2 separate regions of the Mus musculus genome follow, and region 1 is linked to region 2. A link is a loop called in an ENCODE intact Hi-C map of the cell type or tissue named here. Cell type or tissue: gastrocnemius. All regions are shown on one strand. Each heading gives the region's core, and the rest is flanking DNA. Links, peaks and the distances in the headings are about the cores only. Region 1 holds the start of Dand5 (DAN domain family member 5, BMP antagonist). Region 2 has its middle 22 kb from the start of Gm23626.

Region 1 (5,373 bases), core at 139-5,138, 470 kb before region 2:
GGTAGTCTTGGTTCTATAAGAAAGCAAGCCGAGCAACCCAGGGGGAAGCAAGCTAGTAAAGAACATCCCTCCATGGCCTCTGCATCAGCTCCTGCTTCCTGACCTGCTTGAGTTCCAGTCCTGACCCTTTGGTGATGAACAGCAGTATGGAAGTATAAGCTGAATAAACCCTTTCCTCCCCAACTTGTTTCTTGGTCGTGATGTCTGTGCAGGCATAGAAGCCCTGACTGACACAGTAGTTTCGGGTGTTCTGGAACTGGATATTTAGCCCAGACCACCTGCCTCTGTCCCCTGAGTGCTGGAATTAAAGGCACTCACTACCACACCTGACTTCCTCCATCTTAGTTTTGAGGTTGGGCGGCTCACTGAAACTAGAGCTCCCAAATTTATCTAAAGCAGTGGCAGGCCCCTCCAGCCACTTCCTCAGCCCCACCCCGCCCCCATGTAAACACCGTCTTGAGAATAGCAGCACACATTAACCTCAACCTTGAAGTCTTCCTGCCTCAGCCACTAGAGTGTTTCAATTACAGACCTGCACCACAGTATCTAGTAAAAAAATATCTTTCTTTTTCCTCCCTCCCTCCCTCCCTCCCTCTTTCTCTCTGGGGGTGACAAGCAGACTCTCACTATGTAGCCCTGGCTGGCAGAGAACTTGCTTATGTAGAGTTTGCTTCAGACTCACAGAGCTCTGTCAGCCGGTGCCTCTGAGTGTGGGCTGAGAGGTGTCTGCAACCACGATCAGCAAATGCGCGGTTTTTAATGGAAAAGAAAAGAAAAAAAAAGCTCCTTTGAATTTTTCCCACAGTCAAATGCGAGGAAGTAATCAAATAGATGGAACCCACCTCACTGATCTGTTGGATAGTAATTCTGCCAGTGTTGCACAGGACAGAAATAAAGCTGGGCTGCAGAGATAGCTCACTGGTTCTTCCAGAGTTCAGTCCCCGGCTCCCACGTAGAAAGTCTCATGAGCCGGGCGTGGTGGCACACGCCTTTAATCCCAGCACTCAGGAGGCAGAGGCAGGCAGATTTCTGAGTTCGAGGCCAGCCTGGTTTACAGAGTGAGTTCCAGGACAGCCAGGGCTACACAGAGAAACCCTGTCTCGGAAAACCAAAAAAAAAAAAAAAAGAAAGAAAGAAAGAAAGTCTCATGAGCACATGTACCTTCAGCCTGGGGGTACAGGGACCTTCTCTGGCCTTCGAGATAAACTGTATCCATGTGGCAGACACACTTGCAACATAATAAAAGTGAATCCTCAAGGATTGCTTTAGACCTTGAAGCTCAGTCTTTGGTTGTTGTTTGGTTGGCTGCTTACCGTAAATGTCAGCCTCGTACCACAGAGTACTGAAAGCTTCAAATGCATGTCCATAAACATGCTTTTCTGGGAAATTCAAATATTTTTTATTTATTTTTATGTTCTTGAGACAAGGTTTCGCTGCTTATCCCTGGCTGCCCTGGAGCCAGGCTGGCCTTGAACTCAGAGAGATCTACCTGTCTCTGCCTCCCAAGTGCTGGCCAGCTTGTAAAAGTCAAATATGCAGCTATGTCTACATAAAGAGACCCTGTCTTTTTTTTTTTTATTTTTAAAAAGATTTATTATTTTATATATGTAAGTACACTGTCACTGTCTTCAGACACACCAGAAGAGGACACTGGATCCCATTACAGCTGTTTGTGATGGTTGTGAGGAGACCCTGTCTTAAAAAACTAAAACTTAAATATATATGTGTATATATGTGTGTGTGTGTGTGTGTGTGTGTGTGTGTGTGTGTATATCGCAGAAACCTAATGTGCCAGGTATGTTTAAACACTTGCATTAGATAGCCTCACTTGGTTACCAAGTCCTCAGATTGGAGTTGGTTGAATCCTTGAAATCACTATTTGTGGGTACAGAAGGCTCTCTGTGTGGCTGCAAGGTATTGTGGGACTCTGCCTGAGAAGTTTGGAAATTTCTGTGAAACTCTGGCTAGAGTGAGAAACAGGGGCAAGGATGGGTAGGCGAGGTTGAGAAAATGATGGAGAGATCCCCGTGCAGGATTTGGTGGGATTTGGAAAGGTCTTTAGCCTGCTCCAGAAGGGAGATGGGCACCTTGGAGGGATGTAAGCCAAGGGCCTTGACCTGACTGAAGTGCTCTCAGGTGTCTCCTGGCAGCCACGTGGAGCAAAGGAGAAAGTGGGAGGTGAGGTGAGTGCGCTCATCCAAAAAGAAGTGAGGTGGAAGTGAGAAGTGGGGGATTCTGGCAGAGAAAACGTCAAGGCCGCTGCAATGCTTGGGCTGCAGCCTTTGTCGGTATAGGACTGGAGTTGGCTGGAGGTTCTTCAGAAAGGATGTTTGAGGAACAGCAGGCTGGAAGCTAGTGTCCCAGGGTGTAGCGGCCGCTAGATGGCGAGCGCGCCGCGGGAAGGACCCAGGCAGCAGCTTCTCACGCTCCTGCCGCCATGCCTTGCTCCTCCTCACCTGGGTGTGAGATGCACCGACAAGGGCCGTGTCCGACCCCCACAGGCGCCTTGAGAACCCAAAGTCTGGGATGCAATCTCACGTCTTCTGTGTACTTCCCACCACTCTGTTCCCATCGCTTGTATCAGCATCTCAGGTCTCTGCAAAAGTGTCACCTTCTTGGGGGTGGGGGTGGGGGGGGGTCTTCCCTGACGGCCCAGGTATCAGAAACCGGTACCTTGATCCCTCTGAAATTCATTTCATCCTATTGTTTTATTTTTCCTTTGGAACAAGATCGCTCTTTAGCCAAGGCTGCCCTTAAACTCTGGATCCTCCTGCCGGTGCTTTTTATGTGCTGGGATGACAGATATGGGAGTTGTGGCCCATACCTGCAGTCTCTGTACTCAGGAGACTGAAGTGGATGAAGCTCAAGATAATGGCCAATCTGAGCTACATAATACAGAGGTCTTGTCTCCACCCCACCCAGTAATACAGTAGTAGCAGTCAGGTTAATTCATTGTCGTTTGGGTACAGGAGTGCTGCAGAGCTGTTTATAATTCATAAAGGTTTCTTCCTCAGAACAGGGGGAAAAAGTTATGGGTTCATGAGACAAATGAGCATGAGTATGTGTGTTTCAGGTCTCTCTGAGTCCTCAACACAACCTCTGAGGTTGTATCTGATGCTGTTGCCAGTATCCTGTTACAGAGAAGGGATGAAGCCCAAGGTGGTTAATGACCTTGCATGAAGGTGCACAGCCAAGAAACTTCAGGGCAGCACCGAAGGGTGTGATGTCACTAAGTGGATGAATAGGGGTCTGAGGGTTCAAAAGACCCCTTAGCTGCTGTCCCCTGGGCCTGCCTACCTTGATTCTCATGGTCCCCATGGAGCAGGCTCAGCCCCCCCAGGGACTCTCAGCAGGCTGGGAGGAGCTGTGGGATTGGCCAGGTCAGCTTCCCTTCCTTCCCTGCTGTGAGCTCCCAGAAAACAACTCTCAAGCTGCTCTCCAGGGAACAGTGATAAAAAGCAGACCTCTGAGGGCCCGCACTCCACACACTAGACAGCAGGGCCCACTGCGAAGGACCCTGAGCCCATTTTAAGACAAACAGACAAACGACTGCACAGCCAAGTGATGTTCCGTAGCCAGTTCACCACGCTGCTGGGTCTGTTCAGTGGGGCCTGGCTACCCACAGGCTCAGGGAGGCCTGGGGCCCCAGCGACCCCTGTTCAGTCCGGGACTGCTATCAATCAGAGCTGGACTCTGGATCCCCTGGTGCCCATCTCTGCCCTGGGTAGCTGGGAGGCCTTCCTGGGCCTGCAGAACAAACAGCAGGGGACAGGTGAGCTGCAGGGAGGAGGGCAGAGAGTAGCTGCTGGTGTGCCTTTGCCCTTGGCTCCTCAAGAAGTGCTTCAGGAGACTTGTAAAGCTCTGTCCTTTGTTCAGGTGAGTCTGTAGTGGTGGTGGTTGTGTCCATGGTGGTGGTGGTGGTGTCATCTTTGGTAATGATGGGGTCTGTGGTGGTAGCAGTAGTGGGGGGCACTCTCAGCAGTGTTCAGAGCACAGGTCCTATGGCCAGGCAGATTTGCAATTAAGTCTCAAGTCCTGAAGCTAAGTGCCTATAAACTTTAGGTTTCTTCCTTATCAAACAGGGCAAGTGGTTTTCCACTTCTGCCACTGTGGTTGCCTTTGTTTTCATTTCTCAAGTCTGATTTTTTTCTTTGTTGTTTTTTTTTGTTTGTTTTTGTTTGTTTTGTTTTTGAGACAGGAATTCCTGCAGCCCACCCTGACTTCTATGTAACTAAAGTGCTCTCAGGGCTGAAACTATGTAGCTAAAAAGGATTTTAAGATTCCACTTCTCGCACATGCCTTTAATCCCAGCACTCCTCTGCATACACACATACTCATGTGCCCACAGATATGTGCCATTACCTAGCAGTGGTGGCACATGCTTTTAATCCAAGCACTTGGGAGGCAGAGGCAGGCGGATTTCTGAGTTCAAGGCCAGCCTGGTCTACAAAGTGAGTTTCAGGACAGCCAGGGCTACAGAGAAACCCTGTCTCGAAAAACCAAAAATAAATAAATAAATAATTCCACTTCTCTTAGCCTGGTCCACCGAGTGAGTTCCAGGGCAGCCAGGGTGGCACAGAGAATCTTTGTCTGGAAAACCAACACAAACAAAGGAAGACAGCAACGACAGAAGATCCCACCCCTGACCTCACCTTCTGTGTGCAGCCGCACCTGGTTTACAGAACCTAGGGCTTCATGCGTGTGAGGCAAGCTCTTCCCACTGAGCCCCATCTCCAGCCACTGGCTATTTTAGCAGCCAGGAAGAGGCTGTTGACAAATCCATGTCCCTTGCTGCTCTCCAAACGACCAGGACTCTAAAGTTACTCTCCCGGTTCTAAGAGCCCACAAGGGTCTACATTCTTTGACCTCCCTGATTTGGGCTCCTCCCACTCATCCCTTCACTCCTGGCGGATGACAGACTTTCTTGTGTGCTGTGTGTATATGTTTAGACAGAGCTTTGCTCTGGAGCCTGCATTTGTACTGGGTATCACAGACTGCCCTCTAACCCAGTGATCCTTCTGTTGGGATCATAGGTGTGAGTCACCACACCCATCTTGGAGCAGAGGTATCTGTCTGTCTGTCTGTCTGTTTATTGTTACTGCTGTTATAGCTAAAGTCTTATGTAGCTTGTGGCTGGCTGTAAACGTCATATCTTCTTGCCTTTGCCTCCTGAATGCTGGGATTACAGGTATGAGCCAGCAGAGCAGTTTATGTGGTGTTGATGGTGGAACCCAGAACCTCAAGTATGCTAGACAAGTACCCTACATCCTGAGCTACAACCCCATTTCAGGGCAGAGGCTATCTGGTTGGTTGGTTGTTTTCTTTCTAATATTCCTGTCCCAAGACCTACAACAGGGACAGGCATACAGTGGA
Region 2 (5,373 bases), core at 287-5,286:
CATGCCGGGGGAAGAGCAAGGGAAACGGAGAGCAGAGAGGGCTTTAAACAACAGAAAAGTTTAGTGAAACCTGAAATTCCAGCAATTCTGACTTAGAATATAATCTCCAAAGAACTGAAGGGGGTGTCCGAGGGGACACTTGTATACCCATGCTTAGTGTGGCTTCATACACAGAAGGGAGCCAGCATGAGTCCCATTGCTAGGTGGGCAGGTAAGAGGTGCAACAGTCTAGAGATACAAAGGAATATTACTCAGCCTTAAAAGAGAAAGATGGACTGGGAGGATGGTTCAGTGGTCAATTCTCGGACATGAGGACCAGGCATAGTGGTGCACACCTGAAATCCCAGCACTGGGAGGTCATGGGCTCCCTGAGGCTCCCTGCCTGACCAGCCTTGGCAAATTCCTGATCAGACAAGAACACCTGAGGTTCACCTTCACACACACACACACACACACACACACACACACACACACACACGAGGCAGACAAATCCACACACAAAGGAAGGGAACTTTAGCCCAGCCTGGTAGCACACACCTGCAATCCCAGCACTTGGGAGGCAGAAGAAAGGGGAAAGGAGAGGAGGGGAAGAGGGGAGGGGAGAGCCAGTAAGGACGTCCTGATATGGTTACTCCACAGCACAGACGATCTAGTCAGAGCGATGGCTACTCAGAGACTCCATTCCTAGGAGCTCCTAGATCAATAGCCTCAAGGGCCAGTGGCCAGTGCTGTATAAGGGACCCACTTCCAGATCTGGGTCTGGATTTTGATGTTTCTGAAGCCACTGCTTGTTCAGCTGTGTGCTCTGTGTACTTCTCCATCATAAAAACAGAGCTGATGATCAAACATAGCACAGAGCATCACCCACATCCCCACCCCCCAAAGAGATCAGGTCGTGTGCGTTAGAGATGGACTGAAGTTTATAAAGGCAGTTAAGGGCTGAGATTTGCTTTTAAATTCTCAGAAAATAAGGGGGGGGGCATGGTCTTGTGGCCTGAGCCTGAAGATCCTAGTGAGTGTTGAATGTGATCATAGACTTGTGGGGTTCCAGCAACTTATACTGCACTGAACATGTCCAGAATAAGACAAAGAAGAACCCAGAGGGAAGGCAAAGTCCACAGCAGGAGGTTAGCTGCAGTTGAACTTGGAGCCAATGTCTCGTTCCAGTTACCACAAGTGCTCTGAGGACATTTGAGAATGAAAGCTTGCTCTAAGCTTCCTGCTCATAAGGGCCTTGCTGCAGGGGAAGCCACAGCAGAGTCTGTGGCAGCCACTCACACTGCACCTCCAGGGAAGAGCAGAGAGGGATGACTGAGGCCTGTGTGCTGGCCCTCTGTCTGCTTTCTCCTTTTTACAGTTTGGGGACCCATGAAGGTCAAGAAAGGAAGCCATCTGCAGGGGGAGGACCCTACATTTCAGTCCACAAAGCCAAGACAATCCCCGGGAGGCCCTTCTCCCTGGTGACTCTAGATTCTGTCAAGTTGACAGTCAGTGCTAACCCTGGCACTCAGGCCTGGAATCCAGAGACTGCAGGATCACAAGGTAACACCTGCCCGTGCATCAGGATCCACTTCCAGCAATAACTCAGCATGCAGGAAGCAGACACAGGCAGCGCTCTGTGAGGCTGAGGCCAGCCTGGCCTACCTAGCAGGTTCCAGGACAGCCAGGCCTACATAGAGTGCCCCTGTCTCCAAAAAAGAGAAAAGAAAGAGAGAGAGAGAGAGAGAGAGAGAGAGAGAGAGAGAGAGAGAGAGAGAGAGAGGGGGGGGGGAGGGAGGGAGAGAGAGGAAAAAAACAAAAGAGAAAAAGAATTTTTTTTAAAAGAATAGAAAGAAAATTTGCTGCCTCAAAAGCAACAAACAAAATTTCTTCAAAATACTATATATTTTATGGATATCCCCATTTCCATTTTAATTCACATGATATGTTTAGCAGAATATATCTATAAATAAACAAAGTAAATACCCAGGGATGTGCTGAAAAATTGTCTTCTTGGCAGGAGTAGAAAACAGTGGAAGAATACCTGACTAGAATACTCTAGAATACCTGACCTCCACATCCACACCACCCCACACCGCTCTCCAAGTGCTTGCTCACAAAATAAATACAATCTATTAAAATGTGTTTTACAAAAACCACTTTCTTGGGCTAGTGAGATGGCTCAGTGGATATGAGCACGGATTGTTTTTCTGAAGGTCCTGAGTTCAAATCCCAGCAACCACATGGTAGCTCACAACCATCCACAATGAGATCTGACGCCCTCTTCTGGTGTGTCTGAAGTCAGCTACAGTTTACTTATTTATAATAATAAATCTTTGGTCTGGAACGAGCAGGGACTGAGCGAGCAGGGCTGACTGGAGTGAGCAGAGGTCCTAAAAAATTAAATTCCCAACAATCACATGAAGGCTCACAACCATCTGTACAGCTACAGTGTACTCACATACATAAAATAAATAAATAAGTCTTAAAAAGAAAAAACAAAAACAAAACAAAACACTTTCTTGGCCCTAAAAGTTTCTTTCCTGAGTCAGGTGGTGGTGGCACACACCTTAAATCCCAGCACTCTGGAGACAGAAGCAGGAGGATCTCTGTGAGTTTGAGGCCAGCCTGGTCTACAAAGAAAGTTCTAGGACAGCCAGGACTACACGGAGAAACCCTGTCTCCAAAAGGCGGGGGGGGGGGGGGGGGGGGGAGCGGCGGGGAATCTTCTTGCTGAAAGTCTGTGCGAATACTCATTGCAACCTTTTAAAGGTCTCATTGCTTCTGAGAAAAAAAAGCAAGAAGAGCATGAATGCGGAGAGACCGAAGAGGAAGGGTGGGGAGAAGCCCTGGAGAGGCACAATCTAGGTGCTTTGGTTACTAGTGAAGGACGGATTGGATGGGTTGGACAGTGAGTGTGTGGGTGGAGGAGGGAGAGGCAAAGTAGGCGAACGTGGGAAGACATATGGTTGGGGTAACTGATGCATGGGTAGACATACTGAGTGAACAGGTGGACACATGCATGGGAGGAAAGCCGGATACATGGCAACACCTAAGGGTGAGGAACGCGGGTCAGTTTGCCGCCGCCCATAGATGCTCAGACATACCACCAGGTGTCGCCATAACCTTAGGAACTACCTCAGAGGGCACGTCAAGTAGGCCTGCTTCACATCCAGCCATAACCTTAGGAACTACCTCAGAGGGCACTTCAAGTAGGCCTGCTTCACATCCAGCCTACCAGACGTGCTCAGGCCCACCTTGCATTCGTTCCCGCCCATCAGCACCCACAGGCTTCCCCTTCTCCAGGAACAGTGGCAGCTGCAGATAAGCAGGGTGACCACACACACGCAGCCTCCCTGGGATGGCAGGGTATGAAGACTGAGGGACTTAAACTGGTTCCTGTCTTGCTAGCATCAGCGGCTCCTGCTGTTACTCATGGGTACATCACAGCCATCAGTGTCAGCCCAGGAAACCACCCCAGCTTTACACCTTTGAAATAAAATGTTATTAAGCCCTAGCAATCCGCTTAGAGATGCAGTGGCAAAGGGATTGTTTGTAGTTGAACCTTTCTCCAAACCACTTCCCATTAGCTATCAGCGTAGCTCGTTCCCTCACAGCTGGGCCAGAGTACCTCTGAAGGCAGAATTTCCCAGCCTTTCCCAACATGCCCCACCTCCCCGCACCCTACCCAAGTCCCCAGAGAAAGCACTTGTCCCCTCTGCCAGTCCTTTCTGGCTCCACTGCGCACAAGGGATCCGGGTCTTTTACAAAGCCGGTTCAGAGTATTCCAGGCAACCTTAAGGCAGAGGGTTGATGGACTGTCAAGGGACAACTGGAGTCACCCACACCATATCAGCGCATTCTATCCCCTGAAGCTTGCCAGTTCAGGCTTGGCTGGCCCACAAGCCCCGCACAGCTCCCTTACAGCCTGCCCCGTGAATACTCACTCCCACTCTTTCCTTCTGGCCTGAGGGGTGCTGTGCATTTTGTGCGCCTGGTGGGCCAAGATGACATCCCGGTGGTCCACCACGCCACCACGCCGTTTCAGAGTTGGCCCCTCGAGGCTTCCGCTCATCTGCTGTGACCACGGGACATGCAGAGTCCTGGATGAGCCTGCCAGGGTGCAGTCCGTGCCTGGGTACCTTGGGCTGTGCAGGAGCTCATGACTGAGGGGAGAAAGCATGGGGTCAGAGCCCCAAGAGGCCCTCGGCATCCATGGGCCTCGCTCAGATATCCCAGGAGAGGAAACTGGAGGGAGAGAGGAGACAAGGAGAGCAGAGTGAGAGAAACTGAGGGGAGGCCAGGGCTGTGCGCGAGCAGGTGTGAACAGCAGAGGCCACCCCACCCTGCGCCCGGAAGTTCAGCGCCCCAGGCCCGGCTGCCAGGATTGAGTATTCCCTTGGCAACTGGGGGGCAGGAAAGACACTTCTAGCAGTTGCCGGGCAACACAGGCCATGGGTTGAAAGGGCGCAAGGGTGTGGCTGATGCTAAGCAATAGAACTACCTAGCTCCAGATCGAACTGGGGTGGGGTGGGGAGGGGTGGGGGAGGGGTGCTTTCTCACATCTAGATGCTCCCTTCTGCAAAGTGGACCCTCTAAAGCCCTTGCTTTCTGTGCTCTGGACCTGCGTCCAGTGGACTTCAGATCCCTGATGGCAAGTTCAAACTCAGTTGCACTGGACCAAGAGGCTGGTCCTGATCTGCTTCCTGTGTAGTTAGAAAGCACACCGAGAGCCTGTCTGTTAGTTTCTTTGTCTCGATGTTTTATTTATTATATTCATGTGTTTGCAGTGTGCATGGGGCACTGGTATGTGCATATATGTATGCGGAAGCCAGAGATCAACATTAGGTGCTATTCCTCAGGGGCTACCACCTTAGTTTTTTAGACAGAGTCTCTCACTGGCCTGGAATAGAGTAGACTATGCTAGCTGACCAGTGAGCCTAGTCTAGTCTGCCTGTCTCTGCCTCCCCAGCATCATGATTCTAGCTTGTACCACCATGCCTGGCCTCTGTCCCCACCCCCACCCCCACCCCCGACATGACACACACACCCTAGGGATTGAACTCAGGTCCCAATATACTAAGCTATCCCCCTAGCCCTTTATTTTCTTCTTGTTGTTATTTAAATTGTGTGTGTGTGTCTGTGTCTGTGTGTGTGTGATGGGTGTATGGGTGTGCCGTGGGCCATCTGTACTGATCAGAGGACAATGCTGTAGGCATCAGTTCTCTCCCTCCATCCTTGGGCTCCAGAGACTGAGCTCAAGCTATCAGGCTTGGTAGCAGTGGCCTTTACCCACAGAGCCATCCTATACCTTTCCGATTTTGCTGTTTTTTTATGTGCACGAGTGTTTTTCCATGCAGTCTGTGCATTGTCTGTGTACACACCCTGGGAGGT

Evidence for each region. Peaks named below come from ENCODE experiments on the same cell type or tissue, not always from the same donor. Only the 100,000 strongest peaks of a DNase experiment are listed, where the experiment ranks them.
Region 1: a loop joins it to region 2, with 4 times the contacts of the local background. A loop is called at or near these places in 8 of 42 quality-filtered maps.

Annotation. Positions count from the first base shown.
Region 1 is chr8:84,820,872-84,826,244 of GRCm38, reverse strand. It overlaps Dand5 (DAN domain family member 5, BMP antagonist), which reads left to right and starts at 3,422. Exons shown (of 2, transcript NM_201227.3): 1 at 3,422-3,876. The coding sequence starts at 3,565. In gastrocnemius, for the core only: a CTCF peak has its summit at 2,383 (motif pointing right); a DNase peak (open chromatin) is centred at 2,394.
Region 2 is chr8:84,355,679-84,361,051 of GRCm38, reverse strand. It overlaps a transcript of Cacna1a not described here. Among named protein-coding and RNA genes, the nearest start is that of Gm23626, 22 kb to the left of the region's middle. In gastrocnemius, for the core only: a CTCF peak has its summit at 3,089 (motif pointing right); a DNase peak (open chromatin) is centred at 3,090.